2 separate regions of the Homo sapiens genome follow, and region 2 is linked to region 1. A link is an interaction called in ENCODE POLR2A ChIA-PET data of the cell type or tissue named here. Cell type or tissue: B cell. All regions are shown on one strand. Links, peaks and the distances in the headings refer to the core of each region. The heading gives the core; the rest is flanking DNA. Region 1 overlaps DENND5A (DENN domain containing 5A). Region 2 overlaps TMEM41B (transmembrane protein 41B).

Region 1 (11,783 bases), core at 2,766-6,765:
CCCAGGCTGGAGTGCAGTGGCTTGATCTCAGCGCACTGTAACCTCTGCCTCCTGGGTTCAAGCGATTCTCCTGCCTCAGCCTCCCAAGTAGCTGGAATTACAGGTGCCTGCCACCATGCCCAGCTAATTTTTGTATTTTTAGTAGAGAGGGGGTTTCACCATGTTGGTCGGGGCTGGCCTCGAACTCCTGACCTTAGGTGACCCACCCGCCTCAGCCTGCCAAAGTGCTGGGATTACAGGCGTGAGCCACCGCACCCGGCCGGAAGTCCTTGATTTCTAAACTATTCCAGTTGGCCAAACAATGTATGTGCATTGGTTTATATTGGTCACAGAATCAAAAAATGTCAGAGCTAGAAATCAGAGATAGTTCAGCTATCACTTTTGACAGATGGTAATGATTAATATTTATAAATGACTTTGTAGTTTTACACTGTACTTTTAAATGATTTTTAATTTTTTTAGCCCCGCTTGAAATAAAATTGTTTGTCCATTGTTACCCACCAAGTTAGAAAGATCTGTTAGAATCCAGGTCTTCTGTTTGCTGTCTTACTATTACTGAGGTTTGTTTGTTTTTTTAAAATTATAGATGTGGGAAAACTGAAGCAGTGGCATAATCGTTGAAATGCAGAGCTGTAGTGCGACCTCTTTGTGGTTCAGTCTCCAGCCCACATTGCAGTAGAGGAGCTGTGTCAGGAGAGGAGACAGGTTGCTTGTTTTCAGAATTGTGGTTAACAACAACCATTGTTCTTTCCTCTTTCCCCACTCTTTATCAGTTCTGGAAATGTTTTTCTTAGACTAGGTAGTTACTAGGGGTTTGCTTCTAAGAAACTTTTTTTTTTTTGGTGACAGTTTCAGGATGTTTTATGCTTTTTGCCTGGGTCTGTCTTCTTTGAAGGAAAAAAAAGATTTGCATCTGCTAACCTCAGAAATCCCTCAGTGTAGCCTATAATATGCATGTTTTGTAGTTGTAGTTCGGGGGCTGGCTGTGACTTCTGATTAGCCATATTCTTGATAATAAAATGATATGGAAAACACCTGAGAAATTTTAAGGATTTTTTTTTTTTTTTTAAATTTTATTTTTAAAGGCATGAACACAGAAGAGGAAATGGTTTAGAAAGAATAATTGGGCCAGGTGCGATGGCTCGATCCTGTAATCTCACCACTTTGGGAAGCTGAGGTAGGAGGATCCCTGGAACTCAGGAGTTTGAGGCTAGCCCGGGCAACGTAGTGCAACACTGTCTCTACAAAAAAATTTAAAAATGAGGCCGGGCACGGTGGCTCATGCCTGTAATCCCAGCACTTTGGGAAGCCGAGGTGGGTGGATCACCTGAGGTCAGGAGTTCGAGAACAGCCTGGCTAACATGGTGAAACCCCATTTCTACTAAAAATACACAAAAATTAGCCAGGCATGGTGGTGGGCGCCTGTAATCCCAGCTACTTGGGAGGCTGAGGCAGGAGAATTGCTCGAACCTGGAGGCAGAGGTTGCAGTGAGCTGAGATTGCGCCATTGCACTCCAGTTTGGGCAACAAGAGCGAAACTCTGTCTCAAAAAAATACAATAAAATACAATAAAATAAAAAAATATAAAAATGAGCCCAGTGTGATGGCATGTGCCTCAGCTCCAGAGGACGAGCTGGGAGGATCGTTTGAGCCTGGGAGGTCCAGGCTGCAATGAGCTGTGATTGAGCCACTGCATTCCAGCCTGGGCAGCATAGCTAGACCCTGTCTCAAAAAGAAACAAAAAAAGAAATAATCACAGGCCACAATTATAAGACAGTAAATGAATAAACCTGATTTATAACAAATTACATGCTTTTTCGTTACAACACGTTAGAATTACTTTCCAGGAGTGTCAGAGGACTTGGTTCTTTTTCTTTTTTTTTTTGAGTCGGAGTCTCGCTCTGTCTCCCAGGCTGGAGTGCGGTGGCACTATCTCAGCTCACTGCAAGCTCCACCTCCCGGGTTCACGCCATTCTCCTGCCTCAGCCTCCTGAGTAACTGGGACTACAGGCGCCCACCACCACGCCCGGCTAATTTTTTTGTATTTGTAGTAGAGACAGGGTTTCACCACGTTAGCCAGGATGGTCTCGATCTCCTGACCTCGTGATCCGCCCACCTAAGTGCTGGGATTACAGGTGTGAGCCACCGCGCCCAGCCAGGACTTGGTTATTTTTTCAGGTGTATCATCTCTGATGCCTTTTTCATTCTTTCTTTTTGTAGTTTTAGAACAATGGCCCTCTAACAATGTTTTAGCCTAGTTATGAAGATAGCTACTAATTTTGGGATATATTGTTAATATTGTTGAAGAAAACTAAATATTTTATTTTGGGTAAGTTAGATGTGTAAACCAAAAGTAAAATCCTAAGCCCCTCAGCCAATTGAATGCCCACCCAAGGGGACCCTAGAGAAACCTGAAAAACTAAATTCCAGGTCATGACTCAAAGGGAGGTTGGCCATCCCTCATTATACCCCTCTCTTTTGCCCAGGCTGGAATGCAGGGGCTCAATCACAGCGCAGTTCAGCCTAGACCTCCCAGGTTCAAGCCATCCTCCTACTCAGCCTCTGGAGTAGCTGCGACCACAGACACATGCCACCACACCTGTCTCATTTTTAAATTTTTTGTAGAGATAGTGAGTGTGTCACTATGTTGCCCAGGCTGGTCTTGAACTCCTGGGCTCAAGGGATCCTCCTACCTCAGCTTCTCTCTCTCTTTTGGAGAGGGGTATAATGAGGCATGGCCAACCTCCCTTTAAGTCATGACCACCATTAATGTTAAAATGGAGATCATAAGACTGACAAAAGAAACTCTGACAATAAGATACGAAATTCCAGCTGGGCGCTGTGGCTCATGCCTGAAATCCCAGCATTTTGGGAGACTGAGGAAGGTGGATCACTTGAATCCAGGAGTTCCAGAGCAGCCTAGGCAACATGGTGAAACCCCGTCTTTACAAAAAAGACAAAAATTAGCCAAGCGAGGTGTCACCCACCTGTAGAACCAGGTACTCGAGAGGCCTGATGTGGAGGATTGCTTGAGCCTGGGAGGCAGAGGTTGCAGTGAGATCAAGCCACTGCACTCTAGCCTGGGCAACAGAGCAAGATCCTGTCTCAAAAACAAAACAAAACAACCCAAAGATAACCAAATTCCAACCTGACTCTATCTAGCATCATATGACACATAGCAGACCCTGAAGGAAATAAAAGTATTTTACCCCAAAATGTATTTCTTTGAGATGTTTTAAAATGGCCCTGCAAAGCTGTCTTTTGTGGGGGAAATTTGAGTCTGTAGAGAATCTCCATTAGTACAGACAGGGCTTTCCCAGATCTAGCAGATTATCTAAGAGTTGGATACCTTTTAAGGTCTGAAAAGAGATATTTACCATCTATACTCTTGGTTACCTGGAGGCTTCATCCAAAATTTGTAAACCAAAACCAACCTGTAACATGAGCATCTCAGGCACAAGAACGTGTTGAGACTGTTCCCTGGGCCATGGTCGTTCATATTGATTCAAAATAAATCTCTTTAAATATTTTAGAGCTTGTTTTTTTTTTTCTTCACTAGGTGTCTCTCTCCTTGTTTTTCTTAGAGTTTTTATTTGATAAAAACATTTTTTATTTTTTTCTTGATTTTAAAAGCCATAGGTCAGTATGAAAATGGAAACATTATAGAGCTGTATTATAAACTCCTTTGTCTCAGAGTTGTTGTAGAACTAAATTGGAGTCTGCTTGCCCAGTGCAGTAGAACCAGTTATCTACACTGATATTTGCAGTCATTGAAAGAAAGGCTTTTACTGCAGGGTGCCAAGCAAGGAGGACGAGGCAGCTGAATGTTCAAATCCTGGCCTCCCCAGTGGCTTGCAGGCAAGGGTTTTTTTTTTTTTTTTTTAAGACGGAGTCTCGCTCTGTCGCCCAGGCTGGAGTGCAGTGGCACGATCTCGGCTCACTGCAAGCTCCGCCTCCCGGGTTCACGCCGTTCTCCTGCTTCAGCCTCCCAAGTAGCTGGGACTACAGGCGCCTGCCACCATGCCCAGCTAATTTTTTCTATTTTTTAGTAGAGACGGGGTTTCACCGTGTTAGCCAGATGGTCTCGATCTCCTGACCTCGTGATCTGCCCACCTCGGCCTCCCAGAGTGCTGGGATTACAGGCGTGAGCCACCGCGCCCGGCCAAGGCAAGGGTTTTTAAAGGTATGGGTAAATTTCAGGAAAGCAGGAGCTGCAGGCAAAATTGTGAATCAATACTTGGAGGTTACACATTGATTTAAGCCTAAAAGGAAGCGCTGTCTTGAAGTGGGGTTTATGGGTTGTAGGTAGATGCAAAGATTTTCTGATTTGCAGTTGGTTAAGGAAGAAAAGCTTTGTATAAAAATTTGGGGTCAGTAGCAAAATGATAACTAGTTAGGGGGAGTGACTTTCTTTAAGCCCTTCAGGAACAAACCTTAGAACCTTAGAAAGTTATGATGGTTAACTTTCAGTGTTTACTTCCTTTTTTTTTTTTTTTTTTTTGAGACTTAGTTTCACTCTGTGGCCTAGGCTGGAGTACAGTGGTGCAATCTCTGCTTACTGTAACCTCCACCCCCTGGGTTCAAGTGATTCTCCTGCCTCAGCCTCCTGAGTAGCTGGGACTACAGGAGCGTGCCACCACACCTGGCTGATTTTTTGTATTTTTAGTAGAGATGGGATTTCACCATGTTAGCCAGGATGGTCTCAATCTCCTGACCTCATGATCCTCCCGCCTGGGCCTCCCAAAGTGCTGGGATTACAGGCATGAGCCACCCCACCTGGCCCTACATCCTTTTATCTAAGGTCTATGTGTCCGGTGTGGAACCTCAGTGGGTGTCTGAATTTCTGAAAGACAGCTCAGGGACACATTTTAAGATGTTCTCCTTAGTTTGTGTGGGGAAAGCAAACATCTCTGTCACTGACTTCTTTGGCTATTGTTTTAGGCTACTGTCTTGTTTAACAGGTTGCTCAGTCACTTCTAGGGCTAGCTAGGGCGCTGGAATTTTCCTTGAAGGAACTCATATTTTCCTTTATTTCCATGCTTGGGGTCTGCAGGCCCTAAAAAAGGGGTCCCGGCTCCATCTCAGAGTCAGGTAGGCAAATTTCTTAACTTTGGTAGAAAAACGTACTTTATGTAGTAGGTGCTTAATGAATATTTGTTGTATTAATTATGAAGAGATAGGTTGGGCATGGTGGCTCACGCCTATAATCCCAGCACTTTGTGAGGCTGAGGCAGGCGGATCACCTGAGGTCAGGAGTTTGAGACCTGCCTGGCCAACATGGTAAAACCCCGTCTCTACTAAGAATACAAAAATTAGCTGAGCGTGGTGGTCCACGCCTGTAGTCCCAGCTACTTGGGAGGCTGAGGCAGGAGAATCACTTGAATTTGGGAGGCGGAGGTTGCAGTGAGCCAAGATCGTGCCACTGCACTCCAGCCTAGGGGACAGAGTGAGACTCCCTCTCAACAATAAATAAATAAAATTAAATTAAAAATAGAGGCTGCCTATTCGGACTTTTTTCCCCCGAGACGGAGTCTTGCTCTGTAGCCCAGGGTGGAGTGCAGTGTTGCGATCTCAGCTCACTGCAACCTCCGCCTTCCGGATTCAAGCAATTCTCCTGCCTCAGCCTCTCGAGTAGCTGGGATTACTGGTATGCACCACCATGCCCAGCTAATTTTTGTATTTTTAGTAGAGATGGGGTTTCACCATGTTGGCCAGGCTGGTCTCGGACTGCTGACCTCAGGTAATCCTCCTGCCTTGACCTCCCAAAGTGCTGGGATTACAGGTATGAGCCACTGCATTTTTTGTTTTTTTTGTGTTTTTTTTTTTTTTTGGTGACAGTCTTGCTCTGTCGCCAGGCTCAGGTGCAGTGGCACTATCTCAACTCACTGCAGCCTCCACCTCCTGGGTTCAAGCGATTCTCCTGCCTCAGCCTCCTGAGTAGCTGGGACTATAGGCGCGTGCCACCATGCCCAGCTAATTTTTTTGTATTTTTAGTAGAAACGGGGTTTCAGCATGTTGGCCAAGATGGTATTGGTCTCCTGACCTCGTGATTCACCCGCCTTGGCCTCCCAAAGTGCTGGGATTACAGGCATGAGCCACCGCACCCGGCCTGAAGCCTCTTTTAAAAGGGCCTTGGAGCCAAGCACGGTGGCTCACGCCTGTAATCCCAGCACTTTCGGAGGCCAAGGAGGGTGGATCGCTTGAGCCCAGGAGTTCGAGACCAGCCCCGGCAACACGGCGAAACCCTGTCTCTATGAATAAAGATACAAACATTAGCTTTCTGGGTTGCGTGTGCCTGTAGTCCCAGATCCTCAGGAGACTGAGGTGGGAGGATTGCTTGAGCCCAGGAAGTGGGGTTGCAGTGAGCTGAGATAGTGACACTGCACTCTAGCCTGAGTGACAGAGCCAGACCTTATCTCCAAAAATAAATAAATAAATAAAATAGGCTGAGCGTGGTGGCTAATGCCTGTAATCCCAGCACTTTGGGAGGCCGAAGCGGGCGGATCACCCGAGGTCAGGAGTTCAAGACCAGCCTGACTGACAGGGAGAAACCCGGTCTCTACTAAAAATACAAAATTAGCTGGGCGTGGTGGCACATGCCTGTAATCCCAGCTACTTGGGAGACTGAGGCAGGAGAATCACTTGAACCTGGGAGGCGGAGGTTGCGGTGAGCTGAGATCACACCATTGCACTCCAGCTTGGGCAACAAGAGCGAAACTCCGTCTCAAAAAAATAAATAAAAATAAATAAAATAAATAAATTAAAAAAGGCCTTAATCCCATTAACAAGGGAGCAGCTCTCATGGCCTAATCACCTGTTAAAGGCCTCACCTCTTCATACTATCACATTGGCAACACCTGAATTTTGGAAAGGACACATTTAAACCACAGCAGAAATACAATAGAAATTTAGGAGTATCATCTGCTAAACCAACATCCAGTTTTGCTGAACTCTGAGGTTCTGTATGTCCAAATACACTTGACTCTTGAACCAAGTTGGGGGTTAGGGGCACTAATTCTCTGTGTAGCAGAAAATCCACAAGTAACTTTTGACTCCCTGAAAACTTTACTAACAGCCTACTGCTGACTGGAAACCTTACCAATAACACAAATAGTTAATTAACACATATTTTGTATGTTAAATGTATTATATACTGTAGTCTCACAATAAAGTAAGCTAGAGAAAACATAATCATAAGGGAAATAAAATATTATTTTTTGTGTGTGTGAGATGGAGTCTCGTTCTGTCGCCCAGGCTGGAGTGCAGTGGTGTGATCTTGGCTCACTGCAACCTCTGCCTCCCAGGTTCAAGTGATTCTCCTGCCTCAGCCTCCCAAGTAGCTGGGACCACAGGCACCCACCACCACGCCCGGCTAATTTTTGTATTTTTAGTAGAGACAGGGTTTCACCATATTGGCCAGGCTGGTGTCAAACTCCTGACCTTGTAATCCGCCTACCTTGGCCTCCCAACGTGCTGGGATTGCAGGTGTGAGCCACCGTGCCTGGCTGGGAAATAAAATATATTTATCCTTCAGGAAGTGGAAGTGGATCATTTAAAAGGTCTTTATGCTCATCATCTTCACACTGAGTAGGCTGAAGAGGAAGAGGAGGAGTTGGTCTTACTGTCTTGGAGTGGCAGAGGTGGAAGAAAATCTATGTATAAGTGTACCCACACAGTTGAAACCCATGTTGTTCAAGGGTCAACCGTAGTGTGTAATCCCTTTCTTTGTTAAATATTTAATCTAATATACCCCACCCCATTTTCTCACAACATCTGTGTGAAGTACATTCTTTCCCCTGCGTATTAAAAGTAGTACATTTTGAATTTTATCTACTAGAAGAATGTTTAGTGTTTTGTGGAGGATTGTCAGTCTGCCCATCTAGCTCTGTTAACTACTTAGCTCAGTTAGTTATGAGTGTGGTGCATTTAATGAGGCCAAAGTCATTGAGTTAGTCTCCAGAAGAGCAGTTATTCCAATTAGCCTTACTCGCCTCAGTTTTTTTTTTTGTTTTTTTTTTTTTTTTTGAGACAGAGTCTCGCTGTGTCGCCCAGGCTGGAGTGCAGTGGTGCAATCTCAGCTCACTGCAACTTCTGCCTCCTGGGCTCAAGTGATCTTCCTGCCTCAACCTCCCGAGTAGCTGGGATTACAGGTGAGTGCCACCACGCCTGGCTAATTTTTGTATTTTTAGTAGAGACAGAGTTTCACTATGTTGGCCAGGCTGGTCTCGAACTCCTGACCTCGTTATCCACCCGCCTCGGCCTCCGAAAGTGCTGGGATTACAGGTGTGAGCCACCACGCCTGGCCTCGACCCCCTTTTATGCTAGCCTCAGCTGACCATCCTGCTCACTAGTACACTGTGGGTCATAGGGGGCCAAAAACATGAGGCTGGTAACATTCCATCCCTGTTATTCATAGATGATATTTAAGTTAATGGTTGTTTTTTTATTGAATACATTTCAATGCCAGGTATTAGATGGTATTATCCCCATGTTGGAGATTAGGAAACTAAAGTGCAGAGAGTTTGAATAACATGCCCGAGACTATAAAGCAAGAATTGGAAGCCTGTTCTCCCTGTCTCTAAAGTCTTCTACTTTTGTGTTATTGAAAGACCAACTTAGTGATGGGGCACTTGTTTGCAAAGATGTGTAAGTGAGACAGTCACTGTCCTTAAGGGGCTCATAGTCTTCTGAGGGGTTAGGCGTGTAAGCCAATAATGACAATGCACTGTGATAAATGATATAACGAAGGTATGTTTATAATTGAGAGTGAGTGTCTTGCAATCAGTGATTGTCTAGAAGATCTCAAAGTTAGTTTTCTCTGTTTTTTATTCCCTCCTTCAGCTCTTATTTACTGAGTTCCCGTTATTTACTAGTCACTATTTTAGGTTCTTAAGACACATCAATGAGTGAAACTGCCTTTGTGAAGCTTTGGTTTTAGTGGAGGGAGACATTGAAAAATAAACATAATGAACCAGTAATTTACATAGTATGTTAGGAAGTGAAAAGTGCTGTGGAAACAGTAAACAGGGTTAATGGGATCAGGAATGTTAGGGCAGGGTGGAGACAGATGTTGTACTTTTTTTTTTTTTTTTTTTTTTGAGACGGAGTTTCGCTCATGTTGCCCAGGCTGGAGCGCAATGGTGCAATCTCTGCTCACCACAACCTCCACCTCCCAGATTCAAGCGATTCTCCTGCCTCAGCCTCCCGAATAGCTAGGATTACAGGCATGCGCCACCATGCCCGGCTAATTTTGTAATTTTAGTAGAGATGGGGTTTCTCCACATTTATCAGGCTGGTATTGAACTTCCGACCTCAGGTGATCCGCCCGCCTTGGCCTCCCAAAGTGCTGGGATTACAGGCGTGAGCCACCGCGCCCAGCTGATGTTGTACTTTTAATAGGATGGTCAGGGTATACCTCACTGAGAGGATGACAATTTCAGGAGAATTCTAAGGAGTCAAAGGAGTGAGCCATATGTATATGTGGAGAAACGTATTTCAGGCAGAGAGAAGAGCCTGTGCGAGGGCCATAAGCTAGGAGTATACTTGATGTATTAGAATTGTTTACAATGTTACTGAGGTTGGAGGTAGTAAGTGAGGGGACAAGTGGTGGGAAGATGAGATTAGAGAGGAAGGGAGAGGGAGTGTGGGGGAAAGATGTAGGGCTTTATAGGCCAGTGGTTCTCGTTGTCTGGTCTCTGGACCAGTAGTATCAGCATCACCTGAGAACTTCTTAGAAATGTACATTTTAACCCCACCCTTTACCCGCTGAATCATAAACTCTGGGGATGGGGCCTAGAAACCTGTATGTTAACAAGCCACTGTCCTGATGCATACTAAGGTTTGAGAACCACAGTTTTGGCTACTGTAAGAGTTTTAATGTTACGCACCTACATGACTGCAAATTCTTAGGACTGATGTAGCTTTAAGTTCAGTACCCGAATAACTGTAGAGCTTTGGCTTTAGAGTCTTTCAGTTCTGGTTTCAAATTATGGCTTCCTCACTTTCTAGTTATGGGGACTTGGATCAGCTTGTGAGGATTACATGAGGGGAAGAATACACAAACATCACACACAGACATGCACATACACAGACAGAGTTACTAGGGAAGATGAGTCTCTGTCAAGACAACTATTCACATGAAAGAACTTCCAAATTTTGGACTGCTTAAGTTTAGAAGTTGAATTATTAGCTGGTTGTTAACATACCTCATACCACATCTATCAGCCACATTTTTTGTTTCTACTTGAGGTTTTGTGATCCTGTCATGGGTAGTTGCCTGTCAGGAATAAAATCAACACCTATAACCCCTATCAGGGTCTATGTTGAGTGCTAGAGAAGAGAAGGGCAGGCACACTGAAACAAGGCAGGAAAGGATCAGTTCTTCAGTTCTTTTTTTTTGTTTTGAGACAGGGTCTCACTCTGTTGCCCAGGCTGGAGTACGGTGGCACCATCTCAGCTCACTGCAAACTCTGCCTCCAGGGCTCAAGTGATCCTCCCACCTCATCGTCCTGAGTAGCTGCGACTACAGGCAGGTGCCACCAATCCTGTATATTTTTTGTCTTTTTTCTAGCGATGGGTTTTCACCACGTTGCCCAGGCTGGTCTCTAACTCCTGGACTCAAGTAATTTGCCTGCTTTGGCCTCCCAAAGTGTTGGGATTACAGGCGAGTGCCCCTGCGCCCAGTCAGGATCAGTTTTTGTTTGTTTGTTTGTTTTTGAGACGGAGTTTTCACTCTTGTCGCCCAGGGTGGAGTGCAATGGTGCAACCTTGGCTCACTGCAACCTCCACCTCCCGGGTTCAAGCGATTCTCCAGCCTCAGCCTCAACGAGTAGCTGGGATTACAGGTGCTCACCACAACGCCTGGTTAATTTTTGTATTTTTAGTAGAGATGGGGTTTCACCATGTTGGCCAGGCTGGTCTCAAACTCCTGACCAGCCTTGGCCTCCCAAAATGCTGGGATTACAGACGTGAGCCACCACGCCCAGCCTAGGATCAGTTCTTTAAAAGGAACAGATGATGGTGTGTTGTTGGGGTTCAAGAGAGGGAAAGAGTACTATTATCTAGCTTTGCAGTTTATGTCTTGGAAAATTTACTATAGAGGGCGTAGCTCTGGGTGTGACCCTGAACAAAAACATAATCTCTATGATTTATTCATTGATTAATTTAATAATCACTTAATATGTGGAAAAATACCCGAGGGACTATACATAAATTATAGAATCTGAGGGTTGAAAGAGAGGGACACAACTAGAAAGTGAGGGAACCATGATTTGAACTCTTGGGATAGGAAAGAAACATGAAGGTCATCCATATAAGGAATGGCATTTTTCTCTCTTTAAAAATAAAACGTTGGCCAGGCATGGTAGCACATGCCTGTAATCCCAGCACTTTGGGAGGCAGAGGCAGGAGGATGGCTTGAGCCCAGGATTTCGAGACCAGCCTGGGCAACATAGCAAGACCTCGTCTCTACAAAAAATGAAAAGCTGAGTGTAGTGGTGCATGCCTGTAGTCTCAGCTACTTGGGAGGCGGAGGCAGGAGGATGGCTTGAGCCCAGGATTTCGAGACCAGCCTGGGCAACATAGCAAGACCTTGTCTCTACAAAAAATAAAAAGCTGAGTGTAGTGGTGCATGCCTGTAGTCTCAGCTACTTGGGAGGCTGAGGCAGGAGGATTGCTTGAGTCTGAGGGGTTGAGGCTGCCGTGAGTCATGATGACACCACTGTACTCCAGCCTGGGCAACTGAACAAGACCCTGTCTCAAAAAAAAAAAAAAAAAAAGTTTAG
Region 2 (11,783 bases), core at 2,637-6,636, 61 kb before region 1:
GTTATCATCATATGTATGTTTGAACTGTTTTACATGCTATCTGCAATGTTTGGTACATTTAGTGGATTCCTTGCCATTACTCTGGCCTCTAGTCTCAGAGCTAAGCCTAGTAGACTGTGGACCACTTTGACTACTTGAGTAAGGCAGAGGTAACACGGAAAGTCTAATTTTTGCATGATGAAGATGAGAGAGCAGACAGGAGGTGAAACTAGTTAAGAAGCTCTTGAGAATGCATCAAGCCCAGGCAGCAGTGGAAAGGCTGGAGGACACACCTAAACATGTGGAATCCCAGTGCCAGGCAGCCAGGGCCAAATCCATATCCACCCAACATTGGGTGCCCTGGAGGTTCCAATCCTGCCCACTCACCACCTATCAACCCACCCTTTCCCCCAGGCCCCTGTCCTCCTCCCCCAGGAGCTCCGCAAGGCAATTCAGCTTTCCCCCCAGGTTGGCCCCCTCATCCTGTGCCACAGCCAGGGTATCCAGGATGCCAATCCTCGGGTCCCTACCCTCCTCCATACCCACCGTCTGCTCCTGGAATGCCTCCTGTGAGTCCCTTGGCTCCTGGCATGGTTGGACCAGCAGTGATAGTGGGCAAGAAGATACAGAAGAAAATGAAGAAAGCTCATAAAAAGATGCACAAGCATAGCAAGCATTCCTCCTCCTCTTCCAGCAGTGATTCTGACTGAATACAGGCCCTGGGTCCTTCCCTCAAGTCTCACCAGTTCTGCTCTCCTATCAAGCTTCAGATGCCATGTTGTATTGGGGGAAAGTAGCCCTTGTGCTCCCCACACCCTACCCCCGCCTGAGCTTCACCCTGCTGTTGAGCCCTGAGTGGCTAGGGAAAATGGGAAGAGAATTGGCATGGCCTGGCCATCTTGTTGTTGCTTGGATAGATCATATAGCTAATGAGTTTAGCAGGGGAGCTGTTTTTTGAAGATGATGAACTAAATGTTGAAGACAAGTTTGAGATCTGTAAAATGTGATTTTTTACTTCTGCTTATAATACTCATGATTGGGGAGGATTGTGGAAATTTAATTATGATGAAAAACCTCTATCTTTTTTGTAATGTTGGCATACTTGGGGAATTTAGTGGAAAATACATTCCCCAGCAGGCCTTTTGTTGGTTGCACTAACTGCAAGGTTGCTGGGAAGTAGAGTCTGTTTGGTCGATGAGCTTTGACTGCCATTTTGGAACCTTACCTCTCCTCCTTAGCCCAGTATGCTATCTCAGGTCCTATTCTTGTTCTCCAGCTCTCAGTCCAAATAAAGTTATTTCTCCTGGTTAAAAAAAAAAAAAAAAAAAAAAAAGGGCTCTTAACCTAATCGGTTTGAAGGTGACTGGACTAGAGTACATAACTTTTTTGGTGGTGTTTGCCCCGACCTATGTATTTACTAGCAAGTTCTCCATTTTAACTTAAGAGAGCTGGACTATGTTTTTCAATATATAAGTCATGACCCTTGTGAGGGGTGTGAAATCAATTTGATGGATAATCAATAATAAGCATTTTTTTAAAAAAAATGGAATAGAAGAGAAAATATCAGTGCTTTGGGATTAAATGCTGGTTTTTTTTTGTTTAATCTTTCCTTGAGTTATATAGATTTTGTGTATACCGGGTCATGTACATTACTTAGGCTGACATGGTGGCTCATGCCTGTAATCCCAGCACTTTGGGAGGCCGAGGCGGGCGGAACATGAGGTCAGGAGTTCAAGACCAGCCTGACTAACATGAAGAAGCCCTGTCTCTACTAAAAATACAAAAATTAGCTGGGCATGGTGGTGCACACCTGTAATCCCAGCTACTTGGGAGGCTGAGGCAGGAGAATCACTTGAACCCAGGAGGTGGAGTTTGCAGTGAGCCAAGATAGCGCCACTGCACTCCAGTCTGGGTGATAGAGTGAGACTCCATCTCAAAAAAAAATAATAATAATAATAATACATTACTTGGAACACAATCAAAAAAGATTGAAAAACACTGTCTCAAAGTTGATTTTATTGCTTCTAGAAAACAATATTTTTTTTTGTTCTTTTGTTTTTTTTTTTGAGATGGAGTCTTGCTCTGTCACCCAGGCTGGAGTGCAGTGGTGCGATCTTGGCTCACTTGCAACCTCCCCTTCCCGGGTTCACGCCATTCTCCTGCCTCAGCCTCCCAAGTAGCTGGGACTACAGGCACCCACCACCACGCCTGGCTAATTTTTTGTATTTTTAGTAGAGATGGGGTTTCACCATGTTAGCCAGGATGGTCTCGATCTCCTGACCTTGTGATCTGCCTGCCTCAGCCTCCCAAAGTGCTGGGATTACAGGTGTAAGCCACTGCGCCTGGCTGACAATATTGTTCTGACTTGGATAATCCAGATCCCTGGTCTAGATCCTGCCTTGCTATTTGTTTAACAAATACTCCTCAGGTGTCTACTATGAGCAAAGTACTGGCTTACAGAAAGAAGGAAGCTCTGATTACTGTAGATGAAATCTAAGACTAGACTTGGCAGCTGAATATCAACCAAAGCATTAGTATGGTTTGCTGATGTCAGTCTCAACCCAGGTATTATGTATCAGAATTTTTTTGGTCTACGACAGAAAACCCACTGGAACCCTTGCTGAAAGGGAGCTTATTGGTCCATGTAAGTAAATCAAGTAATGAGTAGGATTTGGTGGCATCAGGCTGGAGCCAGTTGCTCAGCATCTTCAGGATCAGATTTTTCTTTCTTTCTTTTTTTTTGAAATGGAGTTTCACTCTTTTTGCCCAGGCTGGAGTGCAATGGTGCGATCTTGGCTCACCACAACCTCCACCTCCCAGATTCAAGCGATTCTCCGCCTCAGCCTCCCCAGTAGCCGGGATTACAGGCACACGTCACCACGCCCAGCTAATTTTGTATTTTTAGTAGAGACGGGTTATCTCTGTGTTGGCCAGGCTGGTCTTGAACTCCTGACCTCCAGTAATTCACCCGCCTTGGCCTCCCAAAGTGCTGGGATTATAGGTGTTAGCCCCACGCCCGGCCAGGATCAGATTTTTCATATCTTGATTTGCTTATTTGATGTCAGCTTAACCTTAAGTTTGGTTCCCCTTGAAGCTTCAGGTAAGCTAAATGCTTCCATGTTAATTTTGAGAATCTTTGTCCTAGTATTACGGATGAAGTCTTGCTATTCACTGATTAGATTGCCTCAGATCAGATGCTTTTTCCTGAACCTATCATTATTGTCAGTAGGTCATCAGAGTAACCTGATTGGCTCAGCCTGATTCATATTCTACATGTAGAAGAAAGAGTAGGAATAGAGCTAAATCAGTTTTCCCAATGACATGGATTTCTGTGATGGATCACTCAGTGATTTTTCTGTATTTGTGCTAAACCATTGTGATGTAGGAAGGAAGAAAGTGAATTTGTAGTGCTGATTTTTGGTTAGGTGGCTATAAGGAAAGAATAAGGATTTCAGTCAAAGGTGCTAGTTCAGATGATACTTCTTGGAGTCCAGGCTGGCATGGAAGGAAGAGAATGAAGAGTCCAACAGAAGGGAGAAAATGGAAGAAGTAAGCTCATGGAAGAAAAAGGCAAGGAATGGAATATTTTATTTAGCAAGTTCTCCATCTTAATGATTTATTGATTTAAAATGTCCAAGGTTGGCCAGGTGCGGTGTCTTGCTCTGTTGCCCAGGCTGGAGTGCAGTGGCGTGATCTCAGCTCACTGCAACCCCCATCTCCCAGGTTCAAGTGATTCTCATGCCTCAGCCTCCCCAGTAGCTGGGATTACAGGCGCATACCACCACGCCCAACTAATTTTTGTATTTTTAGTAGAGGGTTTTACCATGTTGGCCAGTGTGGTCTGGAACTCCTGACTTCAAGTGATGTGTCCACCTCAGCCTCCCAAAGTGCTGGGATTACATGTGTGAGCCACTGTGTCTCGCCTCTGTTGTGTTTTTAAAAAATGATTTTAAGGCTGGGCGCGGTGGCTCACGCCTGTAATCCCAGCACTTTGGGAGGCCGAGGTGGGCGGATCACGAGGTCAGGAGATCCAGACCACGGTGAAACCCCGTCTCTACTAAAAATACAAAAAATTAGCCGGGAGAGGTGGCGGGTGGTGCCTGTAGTCCCAGCTACTTGGGAGGCTGAGGCAGGAGAATGGCGTGAACCTGGGAGGCGGAGCTTGCAGCGAGCCGAGATTGCGCCACTGCACTCCAGCCTGGGTGACAGAGCAAGACTCGAAATAAAATTAAAAAAATGATTTTATTGGCTGGGCACAGTGGCTCATGCCTGTAATCCTAGCACTTTGGGAGGCTGAGGCAGGCAGATCACCTGAGGTCGGGAGTCTGAGACCAGCCTGACCAACATGGAGAAACCCCATCTTTACTAAAAATACAAAATTAGCCGGACGTGGTGGCCCACGCCTGTAATCCCAGCTACTTGGGAGGCTAAGGCAGGAGAATTGCTTGAACCTGGGAGACGGAGGTTGTGGTAAGCCAAGATCAAGCCATTGCACTCCAGCTTGGGCAACAAGAGAAACTCGATCTCAAAAAAAAAAAAAGATTTTATTTTATGATACTTCAGCTGTTTAAATTTATACTTGATGTTAATACCATTTTCAATTAATTTTTTTAATAGTTTAAGACCGTTGAAATAAAGTTTATTTCTGACAATATTACAGTGGATTCTTGTGACCTTAAGAGACTTGTTGGCCTGTAAGCTTATGTCCTTAGGATAAATGGATTTTTTTTCCTTCGTTCGTGGTGGGATCAAGTATATCTAGAAAACACTGAATATTGAAAACTAATGGACTAGATGACCAGTGTGAGTCATTCCTAAGATCTCGTAGACATTGGAATATTTTGCTTTGTAAAAGTAGTAGGAGAATTATGGAGCTACTGGAGGGACATTAAGGTTAAATTATTTTTCAGGATGGATTTATGCATATTGGAAGTTAAAGGAAAGGTACTTGTAAGAGGGAAAAATTGAAGATGTTGAGTATATGGAGAAAGAATTCAGAGAGCAAGATATAGAAGGAAGTGTGTTGACATTTAATGATAAGATGAAGGGAAAGGAGCAAGGGAAGATAATTTTGTGAACAAATCTTGAGGGAGAGATTGGGGTGCTCATTAAAGTAGGAGGCAGCATCATTGGTTGCAGTTAAAGGAAGGTAAAATCAAAGGCTTAAAGTGACTTGAAATAGCTCTTTTGGGGACTGCTATAAAAGAATTACTGTTTGCCAGTGATATCCCTAACTGAAGTTAGAAAAACATGTTGAACGTCTTGTAGGCCAAGAGCGTGATTCTGGCTTTCTTTTTTTTTTTGAGACGGAGTCTCGCTCTATCGCCCAGGCTAGAGTGCGGTGGCGCCATCTCAGCTCACTGCAAGCTCCGCCTCCCGGGTTAATGCCGATTTCCTGCCTCAGCATCCTGAGTAGCTGGGACTACAGGCGCCCGCCACTGTGCCCGGCTAATTTTTTTTGTATTTTTTTAGTAGAGACGGGGTTTCACCGTGTTAGCCAGGATGGTCTCGATCTCCTGACCTCATGATCCGACCGCCTCGACCTCCCAAAGTGCTGGGATTACAGGCGTGAGCCGCCATGCCCGGCGAATTCTGGCTTTCTATAACAGTACCTTTGGCCTGGGAGGAGGTTGGAAAAGCACATAATAGGGTAATTCAGACTGGGAATTAGTATGATGGAAGCTTTGGAGGTTACTAAATACAGAGTACTGGCTGGGCGTGGTGGCTCCCGCCTGTAATCCTAGCACTTTGGGAGGTTGAGGTGGGCGGATTACCTGAGGTCAGGGGTTCGAGACCAGCCTGGCCAACATGGTGAAACCCCGTCTCTACTAAAAATACAAAAATTAGCTGGGGGTGGTGGCCCATGCCTGTAATCCCAGTTGCTTGGGAGGCTGAGGCAGGAGAATGGCTTGAACCCAGGAGGTGGAGGTTGCAGTGAGCCGAGATCACACCACTGCACTCCAGCCTGGGTGATAGAGCAGGACTCTGTCTCAAAAAAAAAAAAAAAAAGAAAAGTGCTGGTGTAAGTAGCTGTAAATGCTAAAAGGCACATGTGTGTAATGTGGCCATAAGGCACATTATAAATGTGTATACTATAAATTTAGATGTAGACCTATAAAAACAAGATTTGGTAGACTCTGTCTACCAAAAAGAAAAAAAAATTAGTAATGGTTTTGAAGGTTTTAAAAGATGCTCATAATATGAAATTATTTTTGTTAGTTTTTCTTATACTCTGGACCTGATTCTAGCAGGAAAGTAAGTTAAAACTGGGCTGGGGCAAGTTAATTGGATTTAAAAGTAGCATACTTTTAGATGGATTTAAAAGTAGCATACCTTTAAGAAGTGTATGATGTGAAGTGTGCCTCCAAAACAGTTTAATATCTATAATTCATCTATAATTAATATCTGTTGCCCAGGCTGGAGTGCAATGGCGCAACTTTGGCTCACCACAACCTCCACCTCCCAGGTTCCAGCAATTCTTGTGCCTTAGCCTCCCCAGTGGCTGGGACTACAGGGGTGTGCCACCACGCCTGACTAATTTTTTATATTTTTAGTAGAGACAGGGTTTCACTATGTTGGCTAGGCTGGTCTCGAACCCTTGACCTCAGGCAATCTGCCCACCGTGGCCTTCCAAAGTGCTGCGATTACAGGAGTGAGCCACGACACCTGGCCTATAATTATAAATTATCATAATGGACATCCTGAAAAAATATACACTACTTGCATGTATAATGTGTCTTTGCTTTGATGTCAGCCTACAGAAAACTCAATACTTATATATATATATTACCCTCATTCCTTACCTACTTTATTGAATAGCTTTTTATTGAATAAAAATATATAGAAAAATAACTATTTTAGCCTTGTGAAAACGGTTTGTGTTTAAATAGGTTTTCTAGCCCGGTTCTATGGCTCATACCAGTAATCCCAGCACTTTGGGAGGCTGAGGCAGGAGGACTGCTTGAAGCCAGGAGTTCAAGACCAGCCTGGGCAAAATAGTGAGACCTGGTCTCTAAATACAAAACCAAAAAATTGCTGGGCGTGGTGGCTCACGCCTGTAATTCCAGCACTTTGGTAGGCCAAGGGGGGCAGATCACGAGGTTAAGAGATCAAGACCATCCTGGCCAACATGGTGAAACCCCATCTCTACTAAAAATACAAAAATTATCTGGGCATGGTGGCGTGTGCCTGTAGTCCCAGCTACTTGGGAGATTGAGGCAGGAAAATTGCTTGAACCCAGGAGGCGGAGGTTGTAGTGAGCCAGGATCACGCCACTGCACTCCAGGCTGGTGACAGAGTGAGACTCCATCTCAAAAAAAAAAAATTAATTAATTAATTAAGCAGACATGGTCACAAACACCTGTGGTCCCAGCTAGTCAGGAGGCTGAGGCAGGAGGATTGAAGCTGAAGGCATTCAACTCCCAGGAGTTGAAGGCTGCAGTGAGCTATGATTTCACCACTGCACTCCAGCCTGGGCAACAGAGTGAGACACCGTCTCATAAAAGTAAATAAATAATAAATAAATGGGGTTTATATTTATAAACCAAAACAACGTTTTTTATTCAATTGGATTTAGTACACCCTGATGTTTTTGCTTTTTGCTGATTATGCTTTCTTTTTTTAGAGAATATAACTTCTGAGTGAATATAACTTATTAGGAGGCCTCAAGATACGTATTGAATTAGGTAATAGCCAGAGCATAAATGTAATGACAGTTAGGTATTTGTTATTACAAGATTCTGCAGAGACCTTTTCATGTTTGACCTACCTGAGATGTTTAAAGTGTGTTTTTAATTCTCTGTGTTCCAAAAAAGCATACATATCAATACGTCTGTGGGTTAATGAACTAGAGTATTAAGAGACAGGCATTCTTGGTTTATTGTTCCATCAGAAGGTACCTTTGTACTATATTATTATCCTCTTCCTTCCTGCAGTAAATTTCATAAGTAAGAGTTGAGCAAATCTCCTTTTTGAGATTAAGATGAAATATAACAAAGTTAGAATAACAGGGACTGATTGGAGGCCGGGCGTGGTGGCTCACGCCTGTAATCCTAACACTTTGGGAGGCCAAAGTGGGCGGATCACCTGACGTCAGGAGTTCGAGACCAGCCTGGCCAACAATGTGAAACTCCGTTTCTACTAAAAATACAAAAATTAGTTGATCCTCGTGGCGTGTGCCTGTAATCCCAGCTACTCCAGAGGCTGAGATGGGAGAATGGCTTGAACCTGGGAGGCAGAGGTTGCAGTGAGCTGAGATCCTGTCACTGCACTCCAGACTGGGCGACAGAGGCTGGGCCACAGAGCAAGACTCTGTCTCAAAAAAAAAAAAAAAAAAAAAGAAAAAGAATAATAGGGACTAGTTGGGAAGTTAGATTGTTTAGATTACTGAAAGTAGGAAAAGATAATTTAGTTTTTTATAGAAAACTTGCTAAATTTAATGAATAGGTAAGAATAATTTATATTTAGTATTATCAAAGCACTAACCTAAGCAATTCTTATTTCAACAGAAATTACAGGTAAATTATAAACAGATATTAAAATGCTTTGCAGACTGGGCACACTCATTCACGCCTATAATCCCTGCACTTTGGTAGGCCGAGGTGGGCAGATCACCTGAGGTCAGGAGTTCAAGACCAGCCTGGCTAACATGGTGAAACCCCCATCTCTACTAAAAATATAAAAATTAGCTGGGTGTGGTAGCACACGTCTGTAATCCCGGCTACTTGGGAGGCTGAGGCAAGGGAATCACTTGGACCAGCCTGGCCAATATGGTGAAACCCCGTCTCTACTAAAAATACAAAAAAAATTAGCCAGTGTGGTGGCACATGCCTGTAATCCCAGCTACTTGGGAGGCTGAGGCAGGAGAATTGCTTGAACCTGGGAGGTGGAGGTTGCAGTGAGCCGAGATCGTGCCACTGCAGTCCAGCCTGGGCAACAGAGCGAGACTCCTTCTCAGACAACAACAACAAAATGCTTTGGAAATACACTTCACATTATTTGGTTCCTTTTAGAGATAGGGTCTCACTGTGTTGCCCAGGCCGGAATCAAAGTTCTGTGCTTAAGTGATCCTCCTGACTGAGTTTCTTGAGTAGTTGGGACTATAGGTGTACACCACCACCACTCTGGCTCAGGATTTTTTTTTAAAAAATAGTATACCCTTCTTCTTTGGGCCTCTTACTTGTAAAAGTGGGCCAGATTTTAGCTTTTCAAACTTTAATGTGCATGAAGATCACGAGTATCATTAAAATGCAGATTTTTGCTTCAGTGGGAATCTGAATTTCCAGCAAGCTTCCTGATAATGCTGATTCATATAGTCTACCAAACATTCTTTGAATAGCAAGGAGCTAGTTGGTTTCTATTTCTCTATGTGTTCAACATAGAATTTAGTAATATCTAGTCAGGGCTCAGTGTTACATGCCTGTAGTGCCAGCTACTTGAGGGGCTGAAGTAGGAGGATTGCTGGAGCCCAGGAGTTCAAGTCCAGCCTCGGCAACATAGGGAGACCCTGTCTCTTGCGGGGGTAAAAAAATCAGCAAAATCTTACTAATGCCAATTGTTGTAGTGAGACAAGGGATAAAAATGAAGCTCATCTTTTATTTAGTCAAGACTTTTTGGTTGAAAGGAATAGACATCAGTTTAAACTAGGAAAAAAGGAAGATTGTTAAAACAAGAGAAAAATAATGCCGGGCGCTATGGCTCACGCCTGTAATCCCAGCACTTTGGGAGGCCGAGGCGGGTGGATCACAAGATCAGGAGATAAGACCATCCTGGCTAACATGGTGAAACCCCATCCCTACTAAAAATACAAAAAAAAATTAGCCGGGCATCGTGGCAGGTGTCTGTAGTTCTAGCTACTCGGGAGGCTGAGGCAGGAGAATGGCGTGAACCCGGGAGGCGGAGGTTGCAGTGAGCTGAGATTGTGCCACTGCACTCCAGCCTGGGCGACTGAGCAGGACTCCGTCTCAAAAAAAAAAAAAAAAACCGAGAAAAATAATATAAGAGAGAATCTCAACTGGCATTTATGAGCAAGAAATAGAGCTAGGCATTGGGGAAGTGGAACGTTAGAAATCAGCAAGTAGCTTAGCTATATTTCCCAATTCTGCTTCTCTGGGTTTCTGTTCCAACCTTTCTTGTTTTCTGATACATGTCTTCGGCGTACCACTTTGGCTTACTGTGTCCTCCACCATTTAACCTTTTAGCTCCAAGTCCCACTATCGCTTGACAACCAGTATCTCTTTTAGTTCAAATTATCAAGAGAAAATCTGGTCAGCCAGTAATGATTTGTTACTACTTGGGTGAGGTGTCCAACCCTGGGCCAGACAGTTTTCTGGGTTTGGGAGGGTAGAATGTTAGAATAGGGGCTACTGAGATTGGCCCCCTTATGGGACAGGGGAAGGGTGTTAATTCAAGAGAAGGGAGATGGGGCAGAGCAGCAATGACAGCTGTCTAATACACATTTGTAAACTTTTATGAAGAAGGATTTGCTAAAGAGAGTATAGGCAGTTCAGTACTTTTAGGATACTTCATAAACGCGTGTTTGAAAGCCACCTGTGCAATAGTTGAATCCATTCTAAGGGAACTAAAAATAATAAATCTGAATTATAGTATACATTTTTTTTAGGCTGGGGTGCAGTGGTGCGATCTTGGCTCACTGCAAGCTCCGCCTCCCAGGTTCATGCCATTCTCCTGCCCCAGCCTCCCAAGTAGCTGGGACTACAGGCGCCCACCACCATGCCCAGCTAATTTTTTGTATTTTTAGTAGAGATGGGGGTTCACCGTGTTAGCCAGGATGGTCTCAATCTCCTGACCTTGTGATCCGCCCACCTCGGCCTCCCAAAGTGCTGGGATTACAGGCGTGGGCCATCATGCCGGGCCATATAGTATACATATTTTTAAATACTCTTGAGTATTATCAGTGTATACAAGGGATAATGGTAAAATAAAAATTGAGTCACCCACTCCTACCTCTTCCCCAGTGAGTGCAATGTAAAGTTGTCCTGGCCTTCGCGCTATTGACCAGTTCCTGGGAAAACAGTCCCGTACTTTCTTCTGCTTACTGCTTCTGGAATCTCATTCCATACTTTTATTGTTAATATAATTTTTTTTTTTTTGAGACGGAATCTTGCTTTGTCGCCCAGGCTGTAGTGCAGTGGTGCGATCTCAGCACACTGCAAGCTCTGCCTCCCGGGTTCACACCATTCTCCTGCCTCAGCCTCCCGAGTAGCTGGGACTACAGGCGCCTGCCACCATGCCCAGCTAATTTTTTGTATTTTTAGTAGAGACGGGGTTTCACCATGTTAGCCAGGATGGTCTCGATCTCCTGACCTCATGATCTGCCCGCTTCGGCCTCCCAAAGTGCTGGGATTACAGGCGTGAGCCACCGCGCCTGGCCTCGTTCATATAATTTTTTAAGCTAATACTGAGATTACCTTTTGAGGGACTATAAATATTCTCCCATTGTTGGAGTTGCAGAGGTACCCAAAACATTTGAGATTCAAGTTTATATTCCGATGCATTTGGTATAAAGAGAAAGTATAACATTTCACCAGTTGCATTTGTGAATATTTATGTTCTTAAAACAGGTGAAGTAATTGCCAAATTACCTCATTTTTCCAAAGGGGCCATTTTGTCTATGCTGTTGGCTCCCAGTATAGAAATATGAAATTGACAGTATGATAAAATTTAGAGCATTTAGAACAATGTTCTTTTTTTCCCCTTTGGCTTATCAATAAACCAATGCTACAGAGTCTGGTGTTCTGCTTTTTCATACTTCTAAAATGGATATATCCCCCCAAAGTAATATA

The links. Peaks named below come from ENCODE experiments on the same cell type or tissue, not always from the same donor. Only the 100,000 strongest peaks of a DNase experiment are listed, where the experiment ranks them.
Region 2: POLR2A ChIA-PET joins it to region 1 with 7 read pairs; 17 of 35 experiments call an interaction of 5 or more read pairs at or near these places.

What each region holds. Positions count from the first base shown.
Region 1 is chr11:9,239,330-9,251,112 of GRCh38, reverse strand. All of the region lies in intron 1 of DENND5A (DENN domain containing 5A), which reads left to right. Among named protein-coding and RNA genes, the nearest start is that of DENND5A, 20 kb to the left of the region's middle. RefSeq lists an enhancer at 543-652. In B cell, for the core only: no CTCF peak of the experiment used is centred there; a DNase peak (open chromatin) is centred at 4,412.
Region 2 is chr11:9,300,185-9,311,967 of GRCh38, reverse strand. All of the region lies in intron 1 of TMEM41B (transmembrane protein 41B), which reads left to right. It also overlaps the pseudogene PRR13P2. Among named protein-coding and RNA genes, the nearest start is that of TMEM41B, 8.5 kb to the left of the region's middle. In B cell, for the core only: no CTCF peak of the experiment used is centred there; no DNase peak of the experiment used is centred there.